Regions from separate parts of the Mus musculus genome. Here all the other regions are linked to region 2. Evidence: chromatin loops called from intact Hi-C (ENCODE). Cell type or tissue: heart. All regions are shown on one strand. Region 1 holds the start of Ccdc171 (coiled-coil domain containing 171). Region 2 holds the start of Snapc3 (small nuclear RNA activating complex, polypeptide 3). Region 3 holds the start of Ttc39b (tetratricopeptide repeat domain 39B). Region 4 holds the start of Psip1 (PC4 and SFRS1 interacting protein 1).

Evidence for each region. A loop is a pair of places that touch in the nucleus more often than their neighbours do. Peaks named below come from ENCODE experiments on the same cell type or tissue, not always from the same donor. Only the 100,000 strongest peaks of a DNase experiment are listed, where the experiment ranks them.
Region 1: a loop joins it to region 2, with 4 times the contacts of the local background. A loop is called at or near these places in 9 of 42 quality-filtered maps.
Region 3: it touches region 2 in a loop (2.0-fold over the local background); 7 of 42 quality-filtered maps call a loop at or near these places.
Region 4: a loop joins it to region 2, with 5 times the contacts of the local background. A loop is called at or near these places in 2 of 42 quality-filtered maps.

Annotation. Positions count from the first base shown.
Region 1 is chr4:83,521,262-83,529,261 of GRCm38, reverse strand. Ccdc171 (coiled-coil domain containing 171) reads right to left here and starts at 3,717. Exons shown (of 26, transcript NM_001355378.1): 1 at 3,492-3,717. Gm25899 (a small nuclear RNA gene) reads left to right here and starts at 1,494; the gene lies at 1,494-1,634. In heart, a CTCF peak has its summit at 1,148 (motif pointing left); a DNase peak (open chromatin) is centred at 3,831; H3K4me3 peaks cover 2,357 bases; H3K27ac peaks cover 2,162 bases.
Region 2 is chr4:83,412,776-83,420,775 of GRCm38, reverse strand. Snapc3 (small nuclear RNA activating complex, polypeptide 3) reads right to left here and starts at 3,052. Exons shown (of 9, transcript NM_029949.4): 1 at 2,722-3,052; 2 at 1,993-2,070. The coding sequence starts at 3,023. In heart, a CTCF peak has its summit at 3,016; a DNase peak (open chromatin) is centred at 3,115; H3K4me3 peaks cover 2,470 bases; H3K27ac peaks cover 2,088 bases.
Region 3 is chr4:83,319,791-83,327,790 of GRCm38, reverse strand. It overlaps Ttc39b (tetratricopeptide repeat domain 39B), which reads left to right and starts at 3,602. Exons shown (of 20, transcript NM_027238.2): 1 at 3,602-3,720. The coding sequence starts at 3,679. Gm42306 (a long non-coding RNA gene) reads right to left here and starts at 5,021. Exons shown (of 3, transcript XR_881382.3): 1 at 3,024-5,021; 2 at 2,039-2,301. In heart, a CTCF peak has its summit at 4,130; DNase peaks (open chromatin) are centred at 3,480 and 4,100; H3K4me3 peaks cover 1,709 bases; H3K27ac peaks cover 1,376 bases; H3K27me3 peaks cover 835 bases.
Region 4 is chr4:83,482,603-83,490,602 of GRCm38, reverse strand. Psip1 (PC4 and SFRS1 interacting protein 1) reads left to right here and starts at 4,140. Exons shown (of 16, transcript NM_133948.6): 1 at 4,140-4,328; 2 at 4,675-4,886. The coding sequence starts at 4,815. In heart, CTCF peaks have their summits at 3,891 and 4,796 (motif pointing left); DNase peaks (open chromatin) are centred at 3,902, 4,272, 4,372 and 4,722; H3K4me3 peaks cover 2,189 bases; H3K27ac peaks cover 1,668 bases.

The DNA of each region.
Region 1 (8,000 bases), 110 kb before region 2:
CAGTGACAAGAATTAGAAAGAACTAGAAATTTAAAAAAAACCTCATTTGAGTCATGAAAATTAAATTGAGGGGAGCATAAAAGCTAATGGGACAAAGTGCCCAAAGGAGAAATAAAGAACAGGGGAAATGGGTTCTGGAAGGATGGCTCAATGGTTAAGAGCACAGGCTGTTCTTACAAAGGACTCCAGGTCAGGTTCCAGCAAGCACAGCATAGCGCACAACCACCTGACACTCCAGCCTCTGGGCTAAGCCCCAGGGAACATGCACATACTCCACACACATACTCCACACAAATGTACATGCAAACGCAGTTAAAAAGAAAAAATACATCGTGTGACAAAGTATTAAACTTCAAGGTGAAGGAAGCAAAAGGCCTCAAAAGGATGTAACAAATTATGGAAGATGGGTGAAGAATAGCCAAGGGCTGGAGAGACATCTCAGTTAAGAGCATGAAGTTCAGGGATGGCGAGATGGCTCAGCAGATAAGAGCACTGACTGCTCTTCCAAAGGTCCTGAGTTCAAATCCCAGCAACCACATGGTGGCTCACAACCACCCATAATGAGATCTGACTCCCTCTTCTGGAGTGTCTGAGGACAGCTACAGTGTAGTTACATTGAATAAATGAAGTTCTCATTCTCGGATGCAAGTTTGACTTCCAGCATCCATGGCAGTTCACAACTGCCTGTAACTTCAGCTCTAGAGGACCTTACACTCTCACATACACAATAACACAAACATACCCATAACTTTAATGATAACAAATAATTAATAATAATGATAAAACAGGTTTTCTTTTTAAGAATAACCAAGTAGAGGGCTTACAGGACAGCTCATCAGATAAAGGTGATTGCTATGCAAGCCTACTGATGTGTGTTCTAGCCCTAGAACCCAACTCCACAAAGCTGACATCTGATCTACATATGCACTCAGTAGCAGAGGCTTGCTCACCACCATATATGTACATACACTCACACATAATAAGTAAAATTATATTTTTTTAAAAAAAAGAGGAGGCTGGAGAGATGGTTCAGCCATTAAGAGGTACTGGCTGCTTCCAGAGAAACCTGTTTAATTCCCAGCACCCACATGGCAGCTTACAACCATCTAGCTGTAAATCCAGTTCCAGAGATCAAAAGCCCTCTTCTGGCCTATGAGGGTACTGCACTGCATACACATGGTGTACAGACATACATGTAGGCAAAACACTCATGTACACAGAATAAAAATGAATATGAAAGAAAGGAAGAATAATCATTTAGAAATAAAGTGAAAGAAAAAGAGGAAGAAAAAAAAGAAGAGAGAAGAAGAGAAGAGAAGAGAAGAGAAGAGAAGAGAAGAGAAGAAGCAGTTAGGGATAATACAAGTCCCTGAATAGGGAAATATCCAAGTTCTTTTCCCAGAACCATAAAAAAGACAGACAACTCAAGCAAGGTAAAAAATAAATAAATAAATAATTAAATAATTAAACCACACTTGAAGAAAACTTTCCTTAGCTTTGCGAATTGGCTGTATTGTAGTCCATGAGGTTTATCCGAGGCGCAATTATTGCTAATTGAAAACTTTTCCCAATACCCTGCCATGATGACTTGAAATAAAGTCGGCATTGGCAATTTTTGACAGTCTCTACTGAGACTGAATAAAAAGGAAAAAAAAGGAAAAAAAAAAACTTTCCTTAAAGAACAAATTTTACCCCACATTTTGCAAAAGCAAAGTGGGTGCATCACCCCAGCCTTTTCCGACTCATTGGCCATCTTAGCACGAGTTTTCCTACCCTTCAAGCCCTCTTCTGTCCCTTCGCCGCATGCTCACCTCTCAGTCACACAGCTCAGAGAGAAAGGGGCTGGATGAAGAGTCAGGGCCCAGTATGGAACACTTACTATGTGCCACACACGCAACTAACTACGCATGCTTGATCCCACCATCCATCCCTTAATCTCCAGAGACTATTTGCCCATTTCACAGACGGGAAAACTGGGTTTCCCAGAGATTGAATGATTTGTACCAAGATACTCACTACAAGAATTAAAAGTCATACTCACATCTTGATGACTTCTAATGATTCTGTACCAAGAAAACATGCTTATCTGGAACCGCCTATGCCTCTCTGGGCGCACAGCCTAGCTTCTCCTGCCCACCCCCACCCCACCCCCGCCCCTTTAAACTGATGAACACCAACTCACCAACAAGCATCAGGTTTCATCAACTATTTAAGTCAGCCCCTCGACCCTTTCCGCTCTTGTTTAAAGATGAAAGGAATGCAACCTGTGTCACAGCACTTCCACTACCTTCTCAGTTTGGGTGTCTAACCAAATGCTATTTTTTTTTTTCTTTACTCATCGAGAGGAAAGGGCTTGATTCCCTAACACTAAATCCACTTTTTTTTTTTTTTTTTTTTTGTCTATGCAGCTTTGCATTCATTAGTCGTGACACCTGTGTGGGACTATCAGCAGTTACACGGTTCATTTGGCAAGGGGGCACTTCAGAGCTGAGTGCAGCTCAAATAGCAGAACACTTTTGTGCCCATGATTCTTGTTCAGTCTCAACCACCTTTCATCCCATCTCTGAAAAAAGAAGAGAGGTGAAGGAGATGTGTGATTCTGTCCATAAAACACGCCTAAGACAAAGAAACTCAAACAAACAAAAAGTAAACGGAGCCTGAAAGACTAAGCCCACTCTGCTTATTTGACATAAAGAACCTAAGGTCCAGGCGACAGGTGATTTGCCTGTCACAGCTAATAAATGGCTGAGCCAGGATTTACACACAAGCTCCAAGCTAAAACAGCCGCCTTCACTTTCCCTAGAATCCCGCTGCACTGCCTGCATTCCTCTGCCTTTAACTGGAAAGGATTGCATTTCCGGCTCTATCACAGTTTGGTCGTTACTAAGCACTGATAAATACAAATAACAAAACGGTAGTTTCATTTCTCCAATACTAGGAAAAGTATAAAACATCAACGTGCAAAATCTTAGAAGCTGTTTGATATCGTCTCTAAGTTATGTATTTGATTAATATGAATATCGTAAATGATTAAAAAGTCAAAGGGGGGGGGGTGTGTGCTTGTACGCAAAATTCAGCTTTAAACTCACAGCTGACTTTTCTAAGTCCCAAGGTGGGTGGTAGGCAGAAGTTGCATAACTCATTGTTTTGCTTATCAAACGTTTGTAGGGTGCCTAAAGTGTGGTAGGCATTTAAATAAAATGAAGGTAAAACACGAAAAAAAAAAAAGTGATCCTTGGGTACTGATCCCAAAGAGCTCCGAGGACTCTAGTCCCCACCGGTCCTCGGAGTACAGCGAAGATGCTCGGCTTCCTCAAGGTGGGCGGAGAGCCCTGGCCATTGAGCTGGAGGCTGGAGGCTGGAGGCTGAGCTGGAGGCGTGTCAGCACCAGCTAGCAGCCCTCAGCCGGGTCCTCTCTGCAAGCCCAGTCTCCTCTCAGCACCTCCCGGTCCCGGGCGCCAGTCACCATTGCACCCACAGCCCGCAGTTACCTCGGACTCGCGTGGTCCAGCCTGCACACCCACGACCCCCAGGCAGCTTCAGGTCTCGGGGTGAGTGGGAGGTCAGGCAACTCTCAGGAGAAAGAGTGACAACTGGGGAAAGCCGATGGACTCTAGGGCCAGGATGGAGAAAGTCTACGAGGTGAAGTTTACAACGGCCACTTCCGGGGGCCCGGAACACGCGACGAGGCTCTGGGCAGCCGCGACTTTCTCCGCCTCCCTGGCCCCGCCCCGGCAGGCCCGCCCCTCGCCTCCGCGTCCCCAGCGTCCCGCCCGCCGCCCGAGCCCCAGCTCCAGGATACGCGCGTACTCAGAGAACGCGGGCTCGCGCTGGAAGAGAAGCGCCGGCCCGCAACCGCGCGCGCTCCCGCGGCAGGCGGGGTATATTGCGCATGCGCCAGGGGTGGGGTACGCGTGCGCAAAGCACACGGGTGGCTCGGGGCCGCGTTCCACCCCATGCGCGCTCCAGCGCCGGCATGCTGTGCCTTCTCCTTGTTTCAGAACTCCCGCAACCGAGTGGCGTGCACATTTCCAGCCTCGGAAAAGGGCAGCAGCCTGTTCCTGCTCTGTAAACGTCTTCTTAGCTGGCTCTCGGCCCGAGAAACCCGCTAGGACCGCGGCCGATGCCAGGGTCCCCAGGGAGAGTGCCTGGGCTTCGGCACAGGTGGCAGACTCTCAGCGCCCTCCTCCTGCAGTCTCCTCCTCCCATCGATTTCTTTTGTATTTTGGCTTGGGTGGATAGAATGTAGGTCGGTGCTCTGATGCTGCTGAGCGTCTTTGATTACAAATAATGCAGAACCGGATTCATTGGCAAATAAGGCCTTGGAGCCTCGCCTTGAGCTCCATCTCTGCTAGATTTCAGCCCCTCCCCCTCCTCGCCCACAATTTATAAAGAGCTTTGGTTCGCCCTGTAGCCGCTTCAGAGGATTGGAAAAGCAAATCCTCTTTTGTTCCTTGGCTTTTGAAAGCCTATTCCCTAAAGAACAATGCGAAATGGCAGGATTTTGATGAAAGGTTTTTATCCCTGCCGCCACTACCTTCTTTCCACAAGTGTTCATACAAAATGAGCCTTTTATGCTAAACTTGTCCGGGGTTGGTTGTAATCAGCCTGAACCAGGTGTTGGGGTTCTCGCCTGCTCTCGCTCTGGAAAGTTAACAGTCCTAAGAGCAAATAGATTAAAACTTTGGTTCTTGCACTGCTGAGAAACTTTAATTGGTTTGAGGTCAGTTGTTTGGTTTTTAAAAGGTTTTCCTTGCTTCTTAAGGCTTTAGCCAGAAGAGATAACTGCTTCGAAAACAAACTGAAGGAAACAAAAGTAGCCCTCTCTACTTAGGAATCAAATGGAGAATTACAATAAATAAGATTACATTCACCACCACCATGGGTTTCTCTGTGTGGCCTGACAGTCCTGGAAGATGAGAGTTTTTTTTTAAATTGTATACGGCTTAGTTTTGTTATTTGAAAGATTTTTGTTTGGAGGGAAGTGATTTTGTTGTTGTTTTGCTTTCTTGGTTTTGTCTGGGTGGGGTTTTTTAATTCCCTATGTAGCCCAATCAGGCCCCAAATTCTGGATCCCCTGCCATAGCCTCCGGAACACTGGGGTTACAAATCATGGGCCACACACACACATCAGCTCATCGTGTTTTAGGAACATCACAGAAGGGAGTGTTACATTGCAAACATAACTGATCTATTACATTGTACACTTTTTAAAGAAAAGCTGCTTGACATGAATCCTTACAAAGTTCATTTACTCTGTCTTTAGCATGCGTAGAGTACAGCACATGTGCCCAGCATGGAGCTAGGTAATAAAAATACCAGCTATAAAGTACAAATGCCACAGGGATCAGAGAAAAGATCTGCTCGTCAACCTTGAGTACAGGGAAGCGATTTGTGGAGCATGTAAAGTCTAGTGTAAGAAAGTAGAGTAATAGATTCACCAAAGTAACAACGAATTGGGACAGGAAAAAAAAAGCATGAGACTTTTGACAAAATAGAAACTTTGGGTGCAGGGGAGAAAAATATGAAAGATCTGCTAGAGAAATATGCTCAGCTCAGATCACAGAGAGCCTTTCAGGTCATATTAGCAACAAGGCTAATGAAAATTATAGTAATTACACAATAAATCCGATCACCTCGGAGTCCTTAGAGGGTTTCTCTTTTTCCCTGGTGGTTACAGGTTCGTTTTCCTTGGTCCCCTGTTTGGGTAAAGGCTATCTATAGTGAGACGCTCTCTAACCCACTTCTGGTTGTCTTTCCTGGTCACCTCAGCCCCCTCCTTTCTCCCAGCCCATCGGAGAGACAAGTAGATCCAACCCCACCACTCCCTCAAAGAAGCTTACAACCTCAATAAAGACATCATCACCAAATCCAAGACCCCTTGGTTTTCTGAGCCGCCTCAGATTTCTCTCCCACATTTATGAGGATCAATAAATACTTTCTCAGGCCCGGCGTGGTGGCACACGCCTTTAATCCCAGCACTCGGGAGGCAGAGGCAGGCGGATTTCTGAGTTCGAGGCCAGCCTGGTCTACAAAGTGAGTTCCAGGACAGCCAGGGCTATGCAGAGAAACCCTGTCTCAAGAAACCAAAAAATAAATAAATAAATAAATAAATAAATACTTTCTCGCCTCTCACCATCTTACTGCCAGTAAAGTGCCCTCAGCCTTCACTTGGTACCTGACAAGCTTATTTGGCCCTGTGGAAGTGAATGCTAAGATCCTGAACTTTGATTGTTTATATCTGAGTTTGAATTTTTAGTTCTTATTTCAACAGTTCTGCTTTACTGCCCCACAGTGTTGTGCTGTGGTAATAGTGGTGGTCCTGAGGTTTGTTTCTGTCCCTGTTTTAGGCAGGGTCTTGCTACACAGCCCGAGCTGGCCTGGTGATCATCGTGCCTTAGCATCCCAGTGCCTGGCTTACAGGCTTGTGCCACAATGCCATTCTTAGCTGGTAGTATTGACATCAAAATATCTAAAACTTAACTTTCTCAGTTTATCATGAATTGCCCAAACTACTCCTCTGCCTGTTCATAAAGCTTAAACTCTCAGGCAAAAACAAAAAAACAAACAGGAAAAAAAAAAGACATACAGAATTATCTTTTTTTCTTTTTCTTCAAGATCTCAGATCCTACATTCAAAAATTCTGTCTTCCTCTCTGCCTTCTGTCTTCTCTCTGTGCCTGCTGCTGAAAGCTGGGTCTGGTGCCTGTTTCTTCCTACCCAAACACTTGTAATCAGTCATTCATTCCCTTGTCCTGTGCACTTAGCAATTAACACTCAGGGCATTTTTAAATTGACAACTATAAGATTTAAGGATGGAAAAATAGGGAAAAAATCAAAAGGAGGCCTAGAGGCACATGCATGGTTCTGCCCTGTCAAGCAGATTTCCCTGTGTGAGCCCCAGGGCTAAGCCCCGTTCACTCCCCGTGACCCCTCTGTAACCTCGGGCACCAGGTGCTTCGTTAGGATGGTGTTTGGTATCAGGTCTTAGAAAGGAAAAGCTTTGGCATAATTGTTGCTCTGGGTGGCTCTGGCTCTTTGTTCCCTCCATATGCTCTAACAGAAATTTCCTTTATGAAGCATAGCTCTTGACTGTGTAGCTGTCTTGATTAATTCTGGCTGTCACCACGTTGCTTACAGGATAACACTCAAACTTCTCCTGTGTCAATCAAAGGCCATTTATCAGCTTCCAGCAATAAATGTTGCCTTTCCAGCAATGCTTCCTCCAGGTCTACAGTAGAGCTTCCTTCTCATTCATACTGGCAATAGAAAACATGCAACTGGGGATAGCCATGAAGAGATGTACGCATAGGCTTAGATGAAGTCTTAACACACACAGTTTAATATGAAGGTTTTAAATATAGGTAACATTATAAACCATATGCAATGTGCCTAGCTATATGCTAAGCAACTCCACATTTACTCCAATTTTCTTTCCTTTTTTATTTTTTCATGTTGTTTTGAGACAGGATCTCTCTATGGAGCCCTGGCTGTCCTGACTCACTATGTAGCCCAGGCTGGCCTCGAACTCACAGAGCTACACCTGCCTCTGCCTGCTGAGTGCTGTGGTTAAGATTAAAGGCCTGTGTCTCCACACATGACTTATTCCACTCTTTGAACAGTGCTGTGGCGTCTTAACTGAGACATGTCCTCTCTAGGGTTTCATACGCACTTGGTCCTCAGGTGATAGCACTGTTTGGGGATGCTTAGAAGGTGAGGCCTTGCTGAAGGAAGTGCCCCACTGTGGGAGGGCTTTGAGTGCTTCAAGCCTGCCCTTCCAATCTGCTTTGCACTTGCAGTTGAGGATGTGAACTCCTTCCACCATGCCTACCACATATTGCCAAGTAATCTCCTTTCATAAGCTTCCCTTAGCCGAGTATTTTTTTCCCAGCCACTGATACGTAACTCCTACAAATGCAATATATCTTTACCATTTGTTTTGGTAGTAGCTAGTGATTTTTTTGTTTGTTTGTTTTTTGAGACAGGGTTTCTCTGTGTAGC
Region 2 (8,000 bases):
AAGGGACCTTTTGTTTCTTTTTATATAGAGAGCCTGGAACCCATTCGTGTAAATCAGGTTAGCCTGCCCGGACTTTCTGGCAGTCCTCATTCCTAAGTCTCTCAAATACTGGGATTACACACATGAACCATCAAATGCCCTGGCTAGATTTTTATTTTTATTTTAAGTTACTGAATGAAAGAGTTTTAGGGAAGACAAACGTAGGGCTAGATTTAGACTTTTGCAAAACGTCCAACATTTTACAAGGTTATTAGGATTCATTTCTTAAGTTTTAAATACAATAGCTTTCCAACCCTAGCTAAAGAATACTCTTTTGTCAACACACACACAAATATACAAAAACCTGAACACATACACACACAAACAAAACATGAATACACAAATACATACATAAACACACAGTCAAAACATGAATACATAAATACACAGAAATATATACAAACACAAACATATACAAACACACCTCCTCCCTACAAATATTTGATGGGAATAACAAAAGGACTCAGGAATGACAGAACACAGTTGAGGCTGTTTAAATTAGTGGGCTACAAACCAGAAGTAATAAATTTCTAATATTATACATCATTGAGTAACAGTGCTCAAAATGTGTTAAGTAAGCAGGCTAAAATGGATCTGTAATAAGTGATAAGCAATCTGCAAAATGAAAGTAGGCATTTAGAAACTTTTACAAGTTGACAGCATTTTTATGTCTAAATTTTGCAATAAAAATTGGACTTATTATGTTAGCATTCTGGTTTAATTTTTCCTCTTTAGTAATTTATTGTTATTATTACATTTAAGAAGGGATTATTATTATTTTATTATATTTGAGACAGGATCTCACATTTAATTCAAGCTGGCCGGGAACTTAGTCTGGCCTTGACTTCATGGCGATGGGTTTAGCTCAGCCTTCCTGAGTGCTTAGCCACCGCCCCAGGATTAGGAATTGATTTTTATAGTATTTTACAAATAAAATGGCTCCATTGAAGATTAAAAATTAAGAAGCAAAATAACGGTGCTTGTTTCTTTTTTTCAGACATCATATAGCCCTGCCTGGCCTGGAACTCAGAGATCTATGTAGACCAGGCTGGCCTCAAATTCAGAGATCGGCCTGTTCCTGCCTCCCTGGGATTAAAGGTGTAGGTCACCAATTCCTTCCTTATCACCGGTATTTTGGGACACACTATCTGAGTATTTAAGCTTGCATTACAAATCTAAGTAGATAAAGTCTACATTAAAAAATCAATGCAAATTCAAATATGTAGTGGATATTAGGGATTTTGTGTTCTTAATGTTTTTCTTTAGATGTAAGAATATCACCCTGGGGCTGTAGAGATGGCTCAGTGGTTAAGAGCACTGACTGCTCTTCCAGAGGTCCTGAGTTCAATTTCCAGCAACCACATAGCGGCTCACAGCCATCTGTAATGGGATCTGATGCCCTCTTCTGGTGTGTCTGAAGACAGTGACAGTGTACGCATATACATTAAATAAATCTTAAAAAAAAAAAAATATCACCCTAATCCCAAATTACAGAATGGTACTTCTTTTGGAGCTACGTAACTGATGGGTAAATTAGCACAGTATCTGTGATTTACTGAATGGAAGAGCCTGGGGAAACACACACAACTGTATCCCATAGCCACAGAGCCACAGAGCCACAGAGCCACAGAGCCACAGAGCCAAAGAAAGGATGTCCAAATGTTTAAAACAACAACAACCACCACCACAACAACAACCAGTCATCAATTATCATTGAACTCACTAGGTAGCTAAGGCTAACCTCTAACTTACATCAGTTTTGACTCAGCCTCCCGAGGGCTGGGATTACAGCCAAAAGCCAGGACACCAAACTAATGGTTGAATTTTAAGTGGTGGAGTAAAACATTCAGAGTGTTCAGATAAACAGCAGAAAGACTAACTGTAGTTTAGTGGTAGGTCGTGTTTCATCTCCAGCACCAAAACAAATAGCATATAACAAAACAAAACTCATACCATAAAGTCACTAGGTCAGTGTTCTCTGGGATGACTTCCGGGTCTTCATCTTCCCCGAGGCATCTCAGTTTATCAAGGCTTAGAGAAAGGGAGGTTGGGAAAGGGAGAAAGGAAAAGCAACGATTTATGATCAGCCATGCATTTTTCAACAGCGGGTCAGAGCTTGTCCTAAATACATCATTGAATAATTAAGTCTTATGAAATCCAGCAGGCAGCTCAAAAGAGGCCAGAATTCAAGACAATGGTTTTTGTGCCAGTGTTATACCGAAAAGGGTGTATGTTCATTTGAGGACAGCCAGTACTGTCAAAAGGAGAAGGACCGCTACAAGTTAGTTTTTGTATTTCTATTTCCAGGTAAGAAACTTTTAGGGAAATTTTAGTAATAACATTTTCATGAGGACCGCTAGAAACCACGGTTAATAAAGGTTTCAACCCGGCTCTGTTTAAGTCTCCTCCATCCTCAGGTACTTCCATTGTCCAAATATCAATGACAGATATATACCGCTGTTACTTCAACAAGCACTTTAAAGATCAAGAATAGAAGTCTTTCGTGCATTTGTAGTGTCCCGTTACTGGATCCACCCCTCAGGAAAGTGCTTTTGGACCCAAGGATCTCTTCCGGCCTTCCGGAAAGGGTTTAGGGGGACGAAGGTTAAGGGTCTCCGAGAAGCGCAGGGACGAGGCTGAGCCCTGCGGGATCCACGCAAAACCCCGAAGCCGCACACTCACCCGCACACGACCCTCAGCTCTGCTGCTGCCTCCAGACTGCAGCCCAGATCGCTGGCTACTGCAGCATCCTCAAAGCCGTCGTTGGATGCCCCTCCGTCGGTCGGCTGCTCGGCTGCCTGCGGTTCGCTCAGCGACAAATCCTGGGCCCCTAGCCGGCCACGCCATAGCTCCCCAAAGGAGCCCACATGGAACACGCGCGTGTGCAACTCGGGAAGCTCGTATTCCGGAAAGCTGCTGTGGCTCGCACTGGGGACTGGGTGCTGTGGGCCACCCGCACCGCCGCCCTGCAGGTCCTCCGCCATGTCAGCCACGATCCCTTCCGGCAAAAGCTGGCGAGAGGGCGTCGCGGGGCGTGACGGGATTTGTAGTTTTGCAGAGCTCCGGGGTGGCGGGCGGTTGCGCGAGCTGTGCTTCAGAAACTACATTTCCCAGCAGGCTGGCTACCGCCTGGGCGCGGCTCGGTCGCTGTGGGCCGGGCTGGATGCATTGTTCTCTGGACTTGTCCGAGGGCTGTGCGGCTCGCTGTGTTCCGAGCTGATCTGGTATTGGGACCCACAATTACCTAAAGACTCAATCATTGGGTCCCCATCTCATAGTTTTCTCAAATCTGGTTCGTAGGGGCGGGACTTTTGTCCACTGGTTTTGCGAGCTGCTCTGCGGTTCCTCCTATCCTAGAGAGAATCCTGAAGGACAAGGGGCACTGAGACTGGTTCGTCCAGAATCTTCTGAAAGGCACGGTGTGTGTTTGTATGCGTGCCTTTGTATACCTACCTGCACGATAGAGCTTATCGAACGTCGGCTATGCAACACACAAATTCATTCTTAGCCATATGTATATATTTTGAAAAGTCACCACTTTTCCGGGGAGAGAGCCGAATGTGATTGTTAAAGGAGTAAACCGGTAAACTAGGAAATGGAAGTAGCTTGAAACCCAGTGAGCCTAGATGTTTCTGAAGCTTGGCCATCGCTCAGCTGTTCCAAATATCATAGCAGGGTGTGCTGAACAATCCCTGGCTTGTATGATTGTCCTGTGACACATGTTGTATAATTCAGCCATTGGAACTATTCCTTTAGTGGCTTTTAGTATATTCACAATGGGGCAACCATTAGTTTAAGAACATTTTCACCACTCGTGAAAAGGTTGCTTTTAGTTATGACTCCCAATCCTTCCAACTTTAGCCAACACTTTTCAGGCTTTACGTCTGTAAAGGTTTGCTATCTGGGCTTTTTGAAATAGGATATCACTACGTAGAACAGTCTAGCCTTGAATTCACAGCCGCTTCTGCCTCCTGAGTCCTGGGATTAAAGGTATGTCCCACCACACCCAGTTTATTTTCTACATGTAATATAAATGTAATCATATATGACCTTTACAATAGGTTTCTATAATATTGTACAATATTTTTACTTTGCAGCAAATTTCAGTACTTCATCCCCCCCCCCTTTTTGGTTGAATTTAATTGTATTGCATGGATATTATATATTTTATTTATTGAAACTCATTGGATGGACTGGGCTGCAGCTCAACTGATAAAATACTTGGCTCACATGCATGAAGTCCTGGGATCAATAATCCCAGCACTTGCAAGGGAGAGGCAGGAGGACCAGAAGTTCAAGGTCATAATCACCTTCAGAGGGAGTTTGAAGCAAGCCTGGGATACAGGAATTCCTGTCTCCTAAACAACAAGCAGGACTGGAGAGATGTCTCTCAGTGGCTAAAGAGCTTCAGCTTCTCTTCCAGAGGACCTGGGTTCGGTTCCCAGCACCCGTGTGGCAGTTCTCAGTGGTCTATAACTCCAGTTCCAGGGCCTCTTCTGACCTCTTTGGGTACCAGGCATGCAATAGTGCACAGACAATATGGGCAAAACACCATGACCAAAGCAACTTGGCTTCCATATCACAGGCCATCAGCAAAGGAAGTCAGGACAAGACTCCAGCAGAGCAGGAACCCAGGGGCAAGAGCTGATACAAGAAAAAAGAAAAATGCCGAGTTAACAGTTCAACTAAAACAAAACAAGGGGTTGAAAGATGGCTCAGTGGTTGAGAATACTTGCTGCAATTCCAGAGGACCGTGGTTTAGTTCTCAGCACCCACATTCACTCACAACCTACCCTTTTTTCATGTTTACTGCTTTCTCTTCCTGCTCGGACTCTTTACAGTGCCTCTGCTGTACTGTTCGTCAAATCTACAATGAAAGCCTTCTTTTTTAACCATCTCTTTGGAGCTGTCATGTCCTCGTTTTTTACACCTCTCTCTCTTTCTTCCTTCCTTCCTTCCTTCCTTCCTTCCTTCCTTCCTTTCTTTCTTTCTTTTCCCAGATACTTGCCAAAGCCTGGGCATATTTCCCATGATGTTCTGGGCTTTTTTTTTTTTTTTCCCTCAGGAGCAGTCCAGTCCCCTGCCCCCACTTCTCCCCAGCTTTGGTTCTGTGTCTAACCTCCACATGTAACTCAAAAGGCCTGGCTTTCTTTTCTTTCTCTTTTCCATCTTCCTTCTTCTGGAAGCTGCTGAGACTTACAGCTTGTCTGTACTGTTGCTGTCTTTTTTTTTTTTTTTCTTAAACTCTAATTAAAAACATTCTATTTATTTATTTTCATACAGAGTTCCACTATGTAGACCAGGCTAGCCAAGTGTTGGGATTAAAGACATGCAATATCAGGCCTTTTTTTTTGTTTGTTTGTTTTGTTTTTTTGTTTTTTCGAGACAGGGTTTCTCTGTATAGCCCTGGCTGTCCTGGAGCTCACTTTGTAGACCAGGCTGACCTCAAACTCAGAAATCCGCCTGCCTCTGCCTCCCGAGTGCTGGGATTAAAGGCGTGCGCCACCACGCCCGGCTTTTTTTTTTTTTTTTATCTTGTTTTATTAATGAGACTAAGAAGCCAAAGAAAGGGCTCTAATTTCCCTGATAACTCTGAAACTGCAGTTGGTTTGAGACTAAAGAAAAGTAGGGCCTTCTTTTTAGTAATTCTCCAACCTAGTTATTATAAATACATTCCTGGCTCAGGAGGTGTGAAAGTGGTTTTGTATAAGATCTTTTATATAAATATCATCATTGTCATAATTAAAAAAGATACACAAAAACTTCCAGTGACATTTCTTTCCTGCTTGTTTGTTTTGAGATTTATGTGTATGTTTTCCCTGCATGGGCATAAGAATCCCCTAGAACTGGAATTGCAGAGGGTTATAAGAGGGTTGTGAGCCAAGTTGCTTTGGTCATGGTGTTTTATCATAGCAATAGACTCTAAGACACAGGGAGAGCAAGAAAGGAATACAAGAGAGTATGGGCAAAGGAGAAAGAGAGAGAGAGAACACCAAAAGGCACAGGGGAAATGTCAGGGTTCTATAGGAAAGAGTTTAGGGTAGGGATCAGGGTGAAAAGAGCCAGGAGCCAGCCTGCACGACGGCAAGGACTCTGTAACAGATCATTTGAGATCCTGAGAACCTGGAGGCCAGTTTGTGCTTTGGTATTTGGTAATGCTAATAGGCACCACACTTAGCCTTTTGTCCAGTTTCTTTTAGACCTACGGAAGGAAGTCCCTGATTTAAATTTGAACTGATCCAGTTTGAACTAAACTGGTTAGCGGAAGCAATCACCACCATCTATTGTTCTTTATGTCCTGTTTTGGGGATGAAGGGCTCTCCCTAGGCTAACCTGTCTAGCAGGATCAAGTTGGCAAAGGCTTTCCAATATGGCTACCCCATTTCACATTCCTCTGAGCAGCACCAGAGGGTTCCAGTTTCCATATCCTTTCCAACACAACGTCATCTGCATTTTATTATCTCCATCTTAGCAAGTGTGAACTAATGTCTCCTTGTGCCTTTCATTTGCATTTACCTAATGGCTAAGGAGTTTGTGTGGGTTTTGTCACTGGGAGATACAGTGCCTTTTCATAGGCGTAGTCTCTTAAATAAAAGAATTTAAAAATGGAGTCAGAATGAAACTTGAAAGCAATTGTCAACTCCCCAAACTCCAAAAGGCCTTGTAAACCAGAAACAAGCTCAAGTTAGACTAGAAGAGGGTTTCTGGCAACTGGATAAAAGCCAGCATCCCTCCGGAACTTTTAAAGCCACTTCTGCCTGCCAGAGGCGTCATTTCCCTTACTTCTGGCAAAATGGACATCTGGCTCTCCAATTAGCATACATTCATGTCATCTACCAGTACATAGAGGTCCATGCTAGCCTCCAGGCTCCCTTAGTTATACATTTCCCAGCCCCCACCAGCTTCCTCACACTTCCTCCCCATGGCTACTCACGCTCCTCACAACCGTGCCTTCTCTCCTGATTATCACCATGTTTCCCCTAGTCTTTATGCTCAGCTACTCTCCCTTCTACTGAAGATAGCCCAAGCCACATCCAGCTGCTGGTCATGTTCAGTCTACTTTCTCTCTCTGCTCTGAACTCCTTCAGCCACTTCTGGCTAAATGGAAGCTGGAGACCAAATCTGGACCCCTGCTGACCGTGAAAGCTGGGATGCAGATGATGCAGAAGGGCTCACATACCCTAGATGGGGAGAAAGAAAAAAACAAGGGTGAATAAGAACAGGAAAGCACCAGTCCTACTAAACCTACAATGTTCATCTGGTGTTACCCAACAACACCACACCCTGCGAGGTGGCTCCCCCAAAACAACATGGACAGACGTGCTTTCCCCCAAACATAGCATATCCAACAGCCTTGCGCAAGTGACCAGTGTCCAGACCCCAGCACCCTCAGGGGCAGCAGCACCCCAGGTTGCTTCCCAGGGTGCTTACTGGACCAAAGGATCTTGAACTCTCTGCACAGAAGTGTGCATCTGTTGTCAGAAACCCCCATGTTTAAAGCTAGGAAAGGTTCACAGCCCACACTTTGTTTCTAAGAGTTCTAGTTGTGGGTCACTGAAGAGCCATTGTACCTCCAGAAGTGCCATTAGCGGGACTTGACAAGTCCTGAGTAAAAAAGAAGTTTTCCATACTGTAGCCATCGATCGTTTAAAGTCCGAAAAGGCCACTTTGGGGAGATTAAGTAGGGTTATGGGGAAAAAACAAAACAAAACACTATGCTGTTGTGCTTTTTATTAATTGTGTTTACTTCCTGTCATGAGATGCCTTAGACTGCCTCATGTTGCCCCTGTGAAGTTAGCTCCACCAGTGTAATGAGTCAATTCAAGCCAAACTAAAGTTTAAGGCAAGTTTATTGGAGGAGAAGGGGAGGGAGCTCTTGGATGTCACAGGAGTGATGTCACCATGTAGATGGGAAGACAGATGAGTGGGAGGGAGCAGAGAGAAAAATAGGGGGGAGGAAA
Region 3 (8,000 bases), 93 kb after region 2:
TTTTGATGTCTCTTGAACACTGGAAAGCAATGTGATATGAAGATAACAAGCAAATGGGAGAGGAAGTCACCAATAAGATAATTTCCCATCAAAACAAACTGTTCACACAGGAAGCAATGACCTTTAAAAGGGAGCATCAGGCGTGAGTAATAGTGCAGAGGCTGGTCCAGACAGGAAATCGAGCTCTCCGAAAGTGAAGCAGAAGCCAGAGGTAGAGGTAGGGTGGGGTGGCTGAGAAGGTGACAGAAATTTTCATTGGTATTATGGTGGTTCATAGGCACTAAATGACACCTAAGTCCTTTCTAGCCCACATGTCTGTTTCTAAGCAACTTAAAAATATACTTCTAGGGCTAGAGAGATGGCTCAGTGGTTAAGTGCACTGTAATAATAAATAAATAAATAAATAAATAAATAAATAAACAAATCTTTAAAAAAGAATGTACTTCTAATACCAGCCTCATATATATGTGTATATTTAACAATATGTATATATGTATACTATATGTATATATATAATGTATTATATATATATATGTGTGTGTGTGTAACGATAAAATTGACCCATTCTAAGAGTACAATGTAATAATTTCCTTTTGAGTCAAGAATCCATGTAGTCCCCAGAGTGGCCTCTAACTTGATATATAGTGGAAGATGACCTTAAACTTCTGACCCTCTTGTATCTTCAGAGTTCAGATAAAAGGTGTGTGTCACCACACTAGGTCTCAGCAGTACTGGGATACGCCCAGGCCATCCGTCCTCCATGTTACTGGAGCCTTTTCTTAGCTGAGCTACATTTCCAGCCAGCAAGGTGCTTAACTAGTGGCTGTCACCTCAACCAAACCCATTCTTTTCCTGTTATATTTAGGAACTGTTACAGCCCCAGTCATGACCTGTATCCCAGCAGGCCAAGTTCAATCACCCATATTTCCTAAACCAAATTAATGGTGAGGAGCAGAAAAAGGAGATTCATTCAATGTGGCCACATTGAGAAGAGGGACAAAGAGATCCAGAGTAACAGTCCTCCCAACTCCCCTTGCCCCAGGGCCATCTTTGAGAGGAAGAGCCTGAAATGTAGTTAAGGTTTCAGTAGAGCACCAGAGGTCTGTGAATCTGGACACCCCATCCTTGTTTTTGTAAAATGGTCTGACAAGTTGTAAATCTCTTTCTGAGAAAAGTTTCCCTTCTGGCTGGCTCCTGCTTTAGGCCAGTGATTTTCAATCTTCCATTGCTCTGACTCTTTAACACCTTATGTTGTGGTGACCCCCCAACCATAAAATTATTTTTGTTGCTACTTTATAACTGTAATTTTGCTACTGTTATGAATTGTAATGTAAATATCCGTATTTTCTGATGGTCTGGGCAACCTCTGTGAAAAGGTCATTCTACCACAGAATGAGAACTCCTGCCTCAGGCTCTCTCTCCTTCCAGGATGAGAATCCTGAAGGGAGTTCTGAGTTTTTGAGATCCTTTGTTTTGATAGTCTGAGAGACAATTAGAGGGGCACACATGCTTGTTTATTTGTCTTTGTAGACAATCACCCTCCCTCCCAGTCTGGTTACAAAATGGTTACAAAGGTGTTACTAGAATTTTTGGGCATCCCTTCATAGTAGCTAACCAATACTGAGAAAATCAAGGTCTCCTCTTGGGGGTTCTTAGTTTCATCGATAAAATAATTTAAGAGTGGACTCAATTGGAAGCTAGAGGACAATTTTCTGAGAGTTTAGAAGAAATAAAACTCCAAGGCAGGTGAACTGAAAATCTCAGGTTCTTCTCAGAGGAGGCAAAAGGAGAAGGAAAAAAAAAAACCCAAAACGAACAAAAACCAAAAACCAACTCATCATGGAGGTGAGACCCACGATGGGGAGGAGCTATGCTTAGAGACCATAGGCTTAGAAAAGAGAAGAAAAGGAAAAGTTTAGCTTTTCTGAGTAACTCGGAAAAGCGGGCAGACTCAGGAAACTGCATGCCGGCTGCTCTGTAAGAGACTGTGTGTATGTACAGTGCATTATCTCATTAAAGAAAGAAGCATTCCACTTACCTTTTTAACGTGGCTACAGAAGAACCCGCCTTCTAAGGGGCAGTGTCTTAGCCAGATGATTGACATGCCTTACAAAAATGTCAATTCTCCAACCAGATTAATATCTAGTATTCTCTTGACCAGGAGGAGTTTTTACCTTCATTGGTCTTAACTGCTGCTGTGTCAAAGACACTTGGAGACAATAACATCATGAAGCTGGTATCAAGGATGCCATGGTGACTCCTGGGAAATGTGTGTTAATAGGCCTCCTCTCAGCTAGTCTCCTGAAATCCACAGGGAGAAAAGAAGGTTGGCTGTAGTCACAGAGAGACCGGCTATTAGCCAGGTGCTGCCGCCAGACTGCGTTTCTGATTCTGGCATCACTGTTTTACTTAGCAGCCTGACCCTAGGAAAGTGACTTAAACTCTTACTAAACAGTGTCCCTCTTCCTATGAGAATAAGTGAGACAAAACATACAAGGGCCCCAGCATAGTCCTAGTACACGATTAGTTCTCAATTACAATTAGTTTCCTGTTTTTATGTTTACAGACCGATAAGCCGTATTTCATAAATCAGATAGATACTGAGTATGTAAATGACTGCATACAACAAAGTGGGGAGAGATGGGGTGATAGCAACGATAGAAGTTTGGTGTCTGGGGACACCACAGAACAGGGATAGGACATTTTTGGGATGCTCTATATGAGTGGGGTGTCTTGTAACATTTGTTACCAAATTACACCGTTAGGGGAGTTTAAAATAAAACTGACTCTCAACCCTAAATATTTATAGTTTTAACTTTTTTTTTCCCAGTTGGATAGCTCAGTTATTTTGCAAGTCAGAAACAGGAATCAATTTCTAAATACAGTCAAAAAACATTGTTCTAGGTTCTAGGGATATAGCATAGAAAAAGACAGCATCCTTATCCTCATGGATAATTGAAGCACAAATTATGTCTATTTGGATTTACAGAAGGCTGAGTGAGAGATGGTGTAGCAATAAAAACCTGGACCGTGCTGGGAGATGTACAGGGCTCTGAGTTACACCGAAGCCGTTACTTCGCAAACACAGAGGCAAAACAGAGCTCCTATCTCTTGGAGAGGATGTTCTTGACACAGCGACTTGGGCATGTGATGTGTCAGATGCCTCTAGGTGACCAGTGACCCATAGCTGTCCTCTAGCTGCATCTGTCAGATGCTCTGTCCTCTGGGCGAAGTAAACGCTCTGGTTCCAGACCAAGGACCAGGTGGACCACTAGCCACAGAGGGAGCGCAGCCACGACCTTGGGTTGTCAGCTCTGCGCGCTCCAGTCACGGCGCCAGGCTCCTGCCAATCCTCTAGGGAGGCCAGTACCCCAGAGGTCCTTTTCCCGAGCACCCGCTGACTCTGTGGGTGACTCCTCCCCACGGAACCTGGTTGGCTGCTCTCTAAGGAGGCCGCGTGCCGGGGCGGGGCTATCCGGCGAGGGGGCGGGGCATTAGCCTGGCATCCGCTGGGGTACTGGGTGCGCAGTGGATACCGCGGCGCCGGGGGCGGGGACAGCTCGGTCCGGTCGCTCGGGGCCGCCTGGTTCCTCCTCCACCCGTGCTGGGCTGAACCCAGAGCCAGAAAAGAGTCGGTTCTGAGTTCCCTGTGGGTGTGCGGCCGCCGCGGAGGGGAACATGGCGCTCGTGGGCAGCCGAGTGGAATTGGACGCGGACGAGGTGCGAGGACAGGCAGAGCGGGCTGGTCCGGGCACCGGCGGGCACCGGCGGGCGTGGGAGGGATGCGGAGCCTCCGCTGGCACGGAGGGTGGGCAGGGCTGTCCTTCACGCCGAGGAGCGTCCCACGGGGCCAGGCAGAGCAGCCCGGGCCAGCCTGAGCCTCCTTGGACCCTATGGGCTTTTGCGGAACCGTTCTGGACTCGACTTCTGTGTCGCTTTCTGTGGAAGTTCCGCGAGGTGTCCGCCGGGCGGGTGGGGTACGGCTGTCTAGTCACCCCGGGACCGAGGGCCGGAGCCTGAGCCCCGCGGCCGGGAAAGGTCCCTTGTCCAGAATCGCCGGCGGCCTCGCCTCTCTAGGCTACCGAAGTGACCTACCGGGTCCTCGCGCGGCGCCGGGGTCTGAACGCTCCCGGGCGGGGGCGCCCGACCTGTTGATTTCAGCGCTTCCTTCAGCTGCTGCTGGGAGCGCGCGCTCTGCTCTCAAGTTGAGGGTCAGGCTCCTGCCGCCGCCTCTGCTGCCATTTTACCTGACTTGAATTTTACAAGTCGCGGCCTGAGAAAGCCTTGATTTCCAATGATGCAATAGATGGGTGATGTGGAGGAGGCGAGTGAGTTAGGATTCGGTCTTTACTGCCAGAAGATCCTGGTAACGAGTAAATACTGTGCTTTAAATGTTGACATTAAGAACCGATCAAAACCCCAAGGATCAATCTTTATGCTACAGACAGTTAAGGCGGCGAACCAGAGCTTTCTGAGGACCAGCCTTGCGGTGTGGGCCCAAGACCACACACCAGGGAATTAGCGCTTGCCCAGGGGGCATGGATGTGTTGCTGGACCTTCTAAGGACACACAAGGCAAACAATGAGATAGAATATTTGTTACTATTTTCTTCTGTGACAACTTTTATTTATAGCTTTAGGCAGTCTTTTGGCATGGCCTGTTGCCTGCGCTTTTAAATTTTACATTCGTAATCCAGGTAACACACTACTACGGTACTTTGACCATCTACTACTTCCTCAAGAGTTTCTAACGTTCCCTCTTGTGTATACATTAAATAGCCACAGTCTTGGCATGATGGAGGCTGTTGTACAGTCTCAATAGCTTATCCCAGGCTTGTCTCCAGCTGCTTCCCTGTCCATAACCATTTAATCTATTTGTATTGAAAATGAAAGAACAATCCTGAGCCTGGTCTGTAATCTCAGCACTCAGATGGCTGAGTCAGGAGAATCACAAATTCAAGGCTAACCAGGTCTAGACACATAGAAAAATCGACTAGCATGGATATTTTTTTTTCTTCCGTAATAAAGAAAAAAAAAAAAAAACAATCAAGACCCAGAGTAGCTCCTAACTATAGAGTGGTATTTCTGACTCTGGCTCACTGTTGAAGAAATGCAAGCCATAACAGTAGATGTTAAATGGGATTGTCTTGGCATATTGAGATGAAGGTTACTCTGTCAACTGCCAATAAAACAAACTCAAGAGCTCATGTCGAAGTTAGGTATCAGAGCAGCAGACAGCCTGGCACAAAGACTTGAATACATGTTTGTTGAGTGACTGCATGACTGCAGAAAAGATATGCCTCCATCAGACCTCAGTTTTTGCCTTATTACTGATAAGCTCCCAATGATGGACAAGGCACAAAGGGACTTTTTGTTCCTGCCAAATCTATGTTTTACCCTCATGGTGGACAAGTATGTGGGCATACGTTTATCCACTCTCTACTGAGTGCTTAAGTACTCTTTGCTTAAGTTTGCTACCTTAGAGAGAGAAGGTACAGCTTTGGATGTCTAGGTCTCCCAGAGTGCCAGGGAGAGAAGTCATGTGTGGACCCATTTAGGGTGAACGAGCAGGTGTACAGTAGGGTGTTGTAGGTATGCTTGAAGTACTTGTAAAATATTCCTAATTGTAAGTGGATTAAAGAACTCTACCTCACTAGGCAGTGGTGGCACATGCCTCTTCAATCCCAGCACCCAGAAGGCAGAGACAGGCGAATCTCTTGAGTTCAAGGTCAGCCTGGTATATATAGATCCTGTTCCAGGACAGCTAGGGCTCTGTTACCCAGAGAAACCCTGTCTGGGGGGGGGGGGGGAGGTGTTAGGGGAGGAAGAAAGAAAAAACAAAACCAAACCAAACCAAGAACAAACAAACCAAAACTGAGCTCCACCGTGAGTGTGGAAGACTGTCAGGTTCACCAGGTGTGTGAGTAGACCGGAGGGAGCTTATCCCAGGCTTTCACACCCTCCAGGGCACTTTGCTTTCTTCCTGGCCATTGTTTGATGCTTTTGAGAGGTGAAAAGGGACCGAAGCATTGTAGCTGAGAAGGTTCTAATCTCGTTGCCTCACTTTTGGGTATGTGTGTGGGGTTAATTTACGGCTGGCCATTCAGACGTTAAAATGGCAAACCTCTGATCTTAGGTGCCAAGCTAGTGCTGACTGGGAGATCCTGACAGAAGGAGCCTCATCCACAACTGACTGCTAAGTCCCTCAGCCCCTGAGGGCTTAGTCAGGTTCCTGGTCCTGAGGAGTTAGGGCTAGGAACATCTTAAATGTTCTAGTGTTAGGGGTTTTTTGGGGGTGGGGTGGGAGGGTAGGTGGGGAGGGAGATCTTTTTTGAGGTCATGACTAATACTATGAGAATACTTTTCTTCCTAAGTACCCACAGAAATGATAGTGGTGGGGAAACTTATAGTATCTCTTGGGTGGATTTTGGTTTTTAAACAGATTTTTAAATGATTGACTCTTCCTTCCTCCCTCTTTCTTTCTTTCTTTCTTTCTTTCTTTCTTTCTTTCTTTCTTTCTTGGTTTTTTGAGACAGGGTTTCTCTGTGTAGCCCTGGCTGGCCTGGAACTCACTCTGTAGACCAGGCTGGCCTCGGACTCAGAGATCTTCCTGCCTCTGCCTCCCAAGTGCTGGGATTAAAGGCGTGCGCCACCATTGCTCAGCTTTTTAAATGACTTAAGAGGGGGCTGGAGAGATGACTCTGTGATTAAGAGCACTGGCTGCTCTTCCGGAGGACCCACGTTCAATTTTTCAGCACCCATATGGCAGCTCACAAGTGTCTGTAACTTTCAGTTCCAGGGGATCCAACAGCCTCATACAGATATACATGCAGAGAAAACACCAGTCAATGCTCATTAAATAAAAATAAATTTATTTAAAATAACTGTTTAGATTCTGTAAAGAGAAGTATGGTTGCATTTTGTCTTAGTCAGGGTTTCTATTCCTGCACAAACATCATGACCAAGAAGCAAGGTGGGGAGGAAAGGGTTTATTCAGCTTACACTTCCACACTGCTGTTCATCACCAAGGAAGTCAGGACTGGAACTCAAGCAGGTCAGAAAGCAGGAGTTGAGGCAGAGGCCATGGAGGGATGTTACTTACAGGCTTGCTTCCCCTGGCTTGCTCAGCCTGCTCTCTTATAGAACCAAGACTACCAGCCCAGAGATGGTCCCACCCACAAGGGGCCTTTCCCCCTTGATCACTAATTGAGAAAATGCCTTACAGTTGGATCTCATGGAGGCATTTCCTCAACTGAAGCTCCTTTCTCTGTGATAACCCCAGCCTGTGTCAAGTTGACACATAAAACCAGCCAGTACACATTTCATTTTTTTTTTAGAATTATTTTATTTTTATGTACATTGGTGATTTAATAGAAATGAACAATTTGTGTACACAATTACACACACATATATATGAATTGCATTTCAAATTGAAAGTCATTCAGTAAATACAGTTATTAAGTTACTAATAGCTGTAAAATTTGGATTTAACATTTACAGTTTTAGTTATTTTGAACTCATTATTGAGTAGGAAAATTAAGCCATTTATATTCTCTTACACAATACATACATGTTATTAAAATTTTATGGGCAGGTGCAAATAGGAAAGCATCTAAAAGAGCGACTTAAGGAAGTGATAATGAAAACAAAAACCTTACAAAACACTGAATCATGTGAAGAAATGGCTTAGGATGATTTTTATGGCCTGTTCGGGATGTTTTTTTTACAGATGGAGTCTTGCTATGTATTGTGACTGGGTAGGAACTTGACTTTATAGACTAGGCTGGCCTCAAACTCCCACATACTGCCTCTGCCTTCTCAGTATTGGGATGACTGGCGTGTGACTCTGATCAGCCCGATGACATTTTAGTACAACTGATTGCCACAATTGTTTTAGAATGAGACTGGGACTCATTGAAGGAGCTAGTTAGTGTCCTAGAAGAGCTCACGGCTTAGTAAATGATGAGTAGTTACCCAAGTAACCAGTCTGCCTGGGGGTCA
Region 4 (8,000 bases), 70 kb before region 2:
TGTGACCCTCACATATATTTGAAGATCTTATTTTTAAAGAAGTATGTATGTATGTGTATGTATGCATGTATGGATGTGTATGTATGCATGCATGTATGTGTGTATGTATGTGTATGTATGCATGCATGTATGTGTATGTATGCATGCAATGCATGCATGTGTATGTATGTGTATGCGTGCATGCATGTATGTATGTATATATGTGTATGTATGCATGTATGTATGTGTATGTATGTATGCCTGGACTCAGGTCCTCTGGGAGAGCAGCAAGAACTTTTAACAATTGAGCCATATTTAGTTCTATTAAATGATTTGTAGAGGGAAAAAAAGTGTTTTTAAAGGACAACCTTTAAGTATATGATGAGAATATAAAATCAAATATGAATATCTTCACTTTGGTTTGCTTGTTTCCTGCCCTTAGGATTGAATCCCAGGTCTCTTGCCTGCTAAGTAAAGGCTGCCCTCTAACTTGTGACCCTTCCGCCCAGTGGTTCTCAACCTTCCTAATGTTGTGACCCTTTAATACACTTCCTCATTCTGTGATGACCCCCAACCATAAAATTATTTTCTTTGCTACTTCATAACTGCAATCCAGCTGCTGTTCAGAATCATAACATAAATATCTTCTATGCAGCATATCTGATATGTGACCCCTGTACAGGTCCCAACCTACAGGTTGAGAAGCGCTGAGGCCTCGACTTACTGAGGAGCCTAGGCCGCAGCCTCATGTGTCCTGTGGTCTGTTTTCTTTTCTGTTTTTAAGATTTATTTACATATGAGTGCTCAATTTGCATGTATGCCTGCCTGACAGAAGAGAACATCAGATACATCAGAACTGATTATAGATGGTTGTGAGCCACCAAGTGATTGCTGGGACTTGACCTCTGGAAGAGCAATCAGCCCCTGACCCTAAAGAATTAGAACTTTGTCAGGGCTCATCATCTGTCTATTCTTGCTATTCACTCAGTAACTCCATCTTGGGAAAAAAATGTTAAGTTCCTCACCTGTACTTTTGTTCTAAGTAGTTTAAAGACTAGGAAGATTATAAATACAAAAAGATTAAGCCATTTGTAGATGACATTTAGGTGTGCTTTTTGGGTCAAGTCATTTAGGCCCATGAAGAGTTAAACAGAAGGGCTGGTCGAGAGGACCAGCTGGGGAATGGGGTGGGTCTCCAGAGATTGGGAGGGAATTTGAAGCTGGAATAAGAGAACTAGGCTGCGTCTACTTCCAGCATCTTTTTCTAATTATAGGCCATTCTCATTCATCTGCAGCCTCCAACCTTCCTGTGTAACCTAGAGGGCTTGTAAAAAATCACAAAAGGGTGTGTGTAGTGCAGAGAACAGAAGTGCGACAAGCTGGCTCGGGTGCCTTGACTCCAAGTGTCCTTGGGCAAGTTGCTTAACGTCTAGGAGGCTGCTTGCTCATCTGTAGAATGGGAAGAAATTTGCTTGGGTTTTGTCTCAGCACATTTAAATTGGTCTGTCTCTCTCTGGCTAGCTGGTTACAGTTCTGGAAAGTGTATTCTTTCTCCTGTGGGGGAGAAACAAAGCTTTGCCAGTGGCTTAAACACACCCAGCCACTTCCATCCCCCCCTTCTCCCTCCCCCCCTTCTCCCTCCCCCCCTTCTCCCTCCCCCCCTTCTCCCTCCCCCCCCCCCCACTTAGATTCAGAACTGTTGTTCTCAGGGATCCTGGCCCTTTGTTCTCTGGGGGCTTAAATCACCACCTGTTTTGCCTTGATTTAAAAGGTGTCTCCAGTTGTTTCAGACAATTTCTAACTGACATTGTCAAAATGTGCAGCTAGAGAGTGTATCACATTGGTTCACTACTAATACATCAAGTGCATTTCCACTTCCCTTAAAAAAATTTTTTTTTTTTTAATTTCCCAATTATCCCCACTCACAGTACCCATCTCTGTTAGTTGTTGGCATGGCTATTTAGCACTAACACAAGGTATCTCCTAATAGAATTATAGATCTTCTTGTGATATTCTTTATGTGTCTCTCTCTTTCAGAGAGAGCTTTGCCTACAGGTTGGCCTCTAATTTCCATATTCTAGCCTGAGTTTTACTGGTGACCTGAATTTAATCATGGGACCCACGTGGTAGAAAGAGACCCAGGTGTTGTCTCCTGATCTCCATAGGCAGTGTCCCCCCCCCCCCCCAAAAAAAAACCAATGTGGGATATCTTGTTAAAAATGTAGATTAGTAGACGGGGGGGGGGGGGGGGGGGGGGGGGGGGGCTGAGCTGAGCTGCTCACAAGGCCTCAGGTGAAGCCCATGATGTGGAGTCTGACCACAACTGGAGTTTCAAAGCCTTATGGAGTTGGAGACAATGGGAGGGGGAGGTGTACACACACACACACACACACACACACACACACACACACACACACACACACACACACACGATAGCTGGGTGACTTGGGATTAGAGACTTCCCTTTAAGACAGCTTTCTGTTCTTTCAGGTCCATGATTTAGCTGACGACCATTTCTGTAATTACTTAGTTGTGCTCCTCCACCTTTTTTTCTTCCCTTCTTAATCAACAGTCACATAAAAAAAGGGCTCCCTCTGCTCACATCTGCACTGAAACGCCAAGCATCCAGTTTTAAGCAATCAGTTTTATCCCCCTTCTTACCATGCAACCTTGGATAGCCCCCAAAGCACACAACCTAAGATTCACGGTGAGAAGCTTGAAGACATATCACCAATAATTTCCTTTCTTTCTTTTAGCTCCATGCGGAGCCCTCTGCACGATGCACATCTACAGTGGCCTGCTTGCTAGGCATTTAACATTGGGGTGCCAGATTTCCTTTTAAAGACATGCAATATTCCTTTTATAAATAAAGCCCTGAATTTTTGCCTATTCAAACAAAGCTCTTCCTGAGTCTCAGCTGTGAGTCTTTATTTAAAGCAGTATTATTGCTTACACATTTTAATATTCTTAATATCTTTAATATTTTTAGCCTGTTTGATATAGGAAATACCTAATCTTGTTCCTAGCTGTATATTCAACACCAAACAGTGCTCTATTCTAAACAGGATTTTGGAGAGATTCAATGAAGGATGAAACAAAAGACTTATTTTTTCTTAATACTTTAATGTCTTCTAATTTGCCACATCCTTACTTATTGGGAACCTGGATGTTAATGGATAAATAATATTAGTTCTGCTAGAGTAAAGATCGTAAAAGTCAACCCATTTCAGAAGGTGTATTACAAAATATTAAAAGCATCCACTGGCTAAAGGATCAAAAATAAGTTCACCTTTAAATACCCTTTAAGAGAATTTTAAATGATGAAATATTTAGGTGTTAGTAACTCTTCTCTCCTGTATCACCTACCACCATATATATCACTTTTCTAGGGAAATAGAATTTTAAGTGCAGGGCTAAAATTTAGATTGGGCCCAAATCCACATCCTAACTAACAAGCTAACTACGCTTTCTCTGTCATTGTTTTATATCCTTGACGTTTTGCATTCAATGGGATTGTGTTTTCGTTAACGGTTCTCCGCGGTTGAAATATCAGGGAAATGAAATAGGGCTTTCTCATGTTTCAGTCCCAAGAAAAGGAGACTGCAAAGCCCATTCTGCGAGGTGTAAGAGGCCTACAAGGTGCACACCCTGCAACTGCTTCATATTCCAATTTCATCTCTGGGATTTTGCACAGCTCTTCATTTTGGGGATGATGTAAACTGCGCAGGAGCACTACAGTACTCGCACCAAGGAGAAGGATGCGAGAACAAGCACCTTGGGCTGCCACATTCTCTTAAACATGCAGCCGTGGGCTACAGGCCCGGATACCCGCCCCCAAACCGGGTCCACAACAATCGTTTCCTCCCTCCCCGTCTTTTACATACAGTACACATACAAATACACACACGCAGAGCAGCCAGCAGGGGCGGGCCGGGCGCGACCACTGTGCCAGCCGTGGGGGGGGTGGAGGAGAGGGACAGCTCCCGCGTGCCTCTCTCCGGGCCTCCCCTCTCCCTCCCCTCCCACGGCATCTGCTTGCAATTGGTCGCAACCAGGGGCACCTGTGGGCTCTAGGGGACTCAGGCCCTCAGCTCCCGAGCCACGACGCTCGGCGGCTGTAGCGCCACCCGTGCCTGCGCGAGCACTTGGTACGGCCCAGCGCTAGCGGGCGCCGAGCGGGAGCCGCGCGGGAGCGGCGTAGCGACATCGGCGGCGGTGGCGGTGGCGGTGGCGGTTGCAGCTCGGAGCCGTTGAGACGCCTCTGCGGCAGCTGGTGGCGCAGGTGGCCGGCGTGGACGTGGGCAGGAGCGGCCAGCGCGCCCCGCAGCCCCAGCGCCGCCGCCCGGCAGGTGAGAGCCGCCCCGCCCCCGCTCGGCGCGGATGGGAAGCGGGCGGCCGCGCTCGCAGCCTCCCTCCTCTCCCCGCCGCGCCCCTCCCTCGTGGGCTGCGGCCCGTGGGAAAAGCCCTGGGAGCGCCGGGGTGGGAGGCCGGCGGCCGGGTGGCGGGCAGCATCCCTGCCTCAGGTGGCCGCGACCGCAGGCCCCGGCGCTGCTCGGGGCCGAGGCCGCGCTCTGTCCGAGGAGGCGCGCAGGCGGCTCCCCCTCCCCCTCCGCCGCCTCCCCTCCCCCTGCCCTCCTCCCCGCGGCCCCTCCCTGGGGTTTGCGCTTTAACCGCCCTCCCTGCTGTCCCTCGCAGGCGCGTCGGGACACCCCGAGGCATCCTCCCCCGCCCGCGGGCCCGCCAGTCCCAGCTCGCGTCTGTGCTCTCGCATCTCCTGATCGCGGCTGCGCTGCTCCCCCTTCTGGTCTTGGGACTCCCGGCGTCGCCCCTCAAACATGACTCGCGATTTCAAACCTGGAGACCTCATCTTCGCCAAGATGAAAGGTTATCCTCATTGGCCAGCTCGAGTAAGTGATTTGTAGCCCCGGTGTAGCGGTGCGGCCTGCCTCCCATCGTTTCTTCTCGGCTTCCTTTCAGTCCTTCCTCTCCTTTTCTCTTTACCGTTACTTGGAACCTTTCATTTTAGCTTTCTTTCTTTTTTTTTTTTTCTGTATACTCACGTACAATTGTAAAATTCTAGGTTTTCCTTCATATCCGCGGCGGTTTCCCTTTTTGAGTCTCTGACAGGTGTTCTATATAGCAGTTTTTGGGGATGACATTCAATTAACGTTTCATTGAGGCGAAATCATCAAGTAGGATTTTTGTGAGTTGAAATCATGACATTTCCTTAAAATTTGGAATTTTGAACAAAATACAAAGCGTCAACGAAAAATGCAGACTCCAAGCCCTTGCATGTCAGCTGTGGTTTAGGTTGCTTCGTACCGATTTGCAGTTGGCGGCTCATTTGGATCTTTAGATTCACAGTCTTTGGCTTTATGACCTTGAAGATGTTGTTTTCCATTTTTTGTTCTCCATAGCCAAAGGGAGAAGTAGACCGGACACTGGATTAACCTAACTGGAGAAGTCCTAAGGGCTCAAGATGTTACATTAAACAGCCGAGCTCCATTTTCAGGAAAAAAAAAATAGGTTTTTTTTGTTAGTTTATAATGGTGTCAAGGTTCAGAATACTATAGATAAGACTTAAAGAAGGTTATTAGATAAACTCAAAAATAGACTCATGTTCTAAAATTGTAATTATTTTTTCATACAACCTATTTTTTATTTTCATTTTCAAGACAGTTTCTCTGTGTAGCGCTGATTGTTCTGGAACTCACTCGTAGACCAGGCTGGCTTCAAACTCGGAGATCTACCTGCCTCTGCTTCTGGAGTGCTGGGACTAAAGGCGTACACTACCACTGCCTGGCTATTTTTTTTATGCACGTAACTAATTTAATCTTTGAAAGGTATTACTTAAAAATAATGAATTCCATCGTTGGGTTCTGACAGCTGTGTATGAGTACTGACTTAGACTGCTCCCTAACTTCCCATCCTCCTGGGGTACCTTGTTTGGTAGAGCCTTAATCCTCAGCCTTGTCTATATAATTGGTGTTCTTGTTTTCCTATAGGAAAACTTGTAAATTACTGCTGTGTGTGTGCTTTGACCGTTACATATGTTGCAAACGTCTTTAGGGCAGTGACCTAAAGCTGAATTTCTTTATCCTGCTGCTCTTACATAGTCATGCACTTGGAAAACACTGCCTTTCAACTTTACAGAAGACTCGCTAGGCTTGGGAAGGTTTCAAGGCCCCCAAGAGACACTTGATGATTCTAGGTATCCTGATTTTGAGCTGTTAAAAATCATGGTTATCTGATACTCATATTCTAAGTTCCATGCCCCAATGTAGTTAGAGGCCAGGTGTAAATACTTTAAATTTTTTTCTGACTTTGACAGCTAGAGAAATGGCTCCGTGGTTAAGAGGACTCGCTGCTCGGTGGACCTAATTCGGCACTTATCTCAGGCAGCTCACATCCACAGTGATCTGTCTGTGATGACAGGGCAGTGTCACCACCTGCACTCTGCACACAGCCATGTGCAGGCACACACACCTACATCTAATTAAATAAGATCTTTTTTAAATTGTCTTCTTACCTCTTGCAGTATGTTACAGGCTAAGAGTTGTTGCTGGTAAAAGTGAAAATAGCCTTTGGAGAATCATTTTCCTCTTTTTTTCTTCAAAATTAACAATTTTTTAAAGTTCTGTGTTTTGGGTGTTTTGCCTGCATGTGTGTCTACACCACTTCCATAACTTGAGACTATGAAAAAAACTGTCAGGAGCTGCTGTGTGGTACCAAACTGAACCAGGGTCCTCTTAACCACTAAGCCGTCTCTCCAGTGACAAGTTCTACTTGTGATTAGTTCATCTGGATTGGGATAGGACATTTTTGTCTTTTTTCCCTTGTTTTCTTTTTCTTAGAAGCAGCTGAATTTGGTTTTTACATACTTTAAGAATTACAGAGTGAGTTCCAGGGCTACACAGAGAAACTCCTCCAACCCTGTCCCCCCAAAAGATTTACATGTTTTTTCATTCTTAGATATTCTTAATCTTTGCTGTAGAGAATTTAAGAGTATTTAAATATTTAAGGTCTCAACTGTAAGGGTGACATCTCATATCCCATCATTTATTTTTAACTTGTACAAATTGAAATAGAATTGTTAATTAACAACACCTAATACTTCCTTTCAATGTTCTTTAAACACTGGGAATTAATGCCTTCAGTTTTGGATCCTGCTTGCCTTTATGTTCCTTATTTTCTCCTCTGTGTATGTTTGCATCTGTGTGTGTGTGTACCACATGCATGTGAGTACTAGAGGTGATCTCCCCCCCCCCCCCCCCCGCGCCTACTCCAGGAGCCTGAGTTAGGTGAGCATACGGGGCTTGAGAACTGAACTCAGATGCTTTGGAAGAGTTGCAAGCGCTCCTAACCCCTGAGCCCTGCCCTTGCCTCTCATTGCGCTTACTGTTTGAACAGCTCTCCTGCAGGATTGCACACCAGCTCCACACTCCATATAGGAAATGTTTGTCGTCAGTCAAATTTGTTTTAAGAATGAAGTAACTGCAGATTTTAGGAAGGGAAGCTAATCACAGTAGGTATTGCGTCTGGGATGATTTTGAGTAGCAGGCAGTGATAACCTTTGTACTTCTCCAGAAAAACAATGATCAAAATGTTACAGTTACGTAAAAGAAAAGGGTCTTGATGTCAGGACCAGTTTTGACACCAAATGAATTCTGGGGGAAAAAAAACCTTGCTTTTTAGATCTTGTTTGAGATTATGAGTTGTAGAGAGAATTATCTTCTGTGTTGTGTATGGATATATCACCTGTCAATTAAAATCTCTAAGGCCTATGGGAAAGGGTAGACTAGAGGGTGGGACATATGGAGGCAGAAAGAAGACTGGGATAGAGCACTGGGAAGATGGGAGACAGACAGACACATGGTACCAGAGCAGAGGAAACCAGTCACATGGCAGAACATAAATTAGTATAAATGGTCATTTTCAATGGAGCTGATCTGGGGGCCGGGAGGGAAACGGGCTCTATTACAATAAACTGTAAAATGGGTTGATCCTGTGTTAGACATATT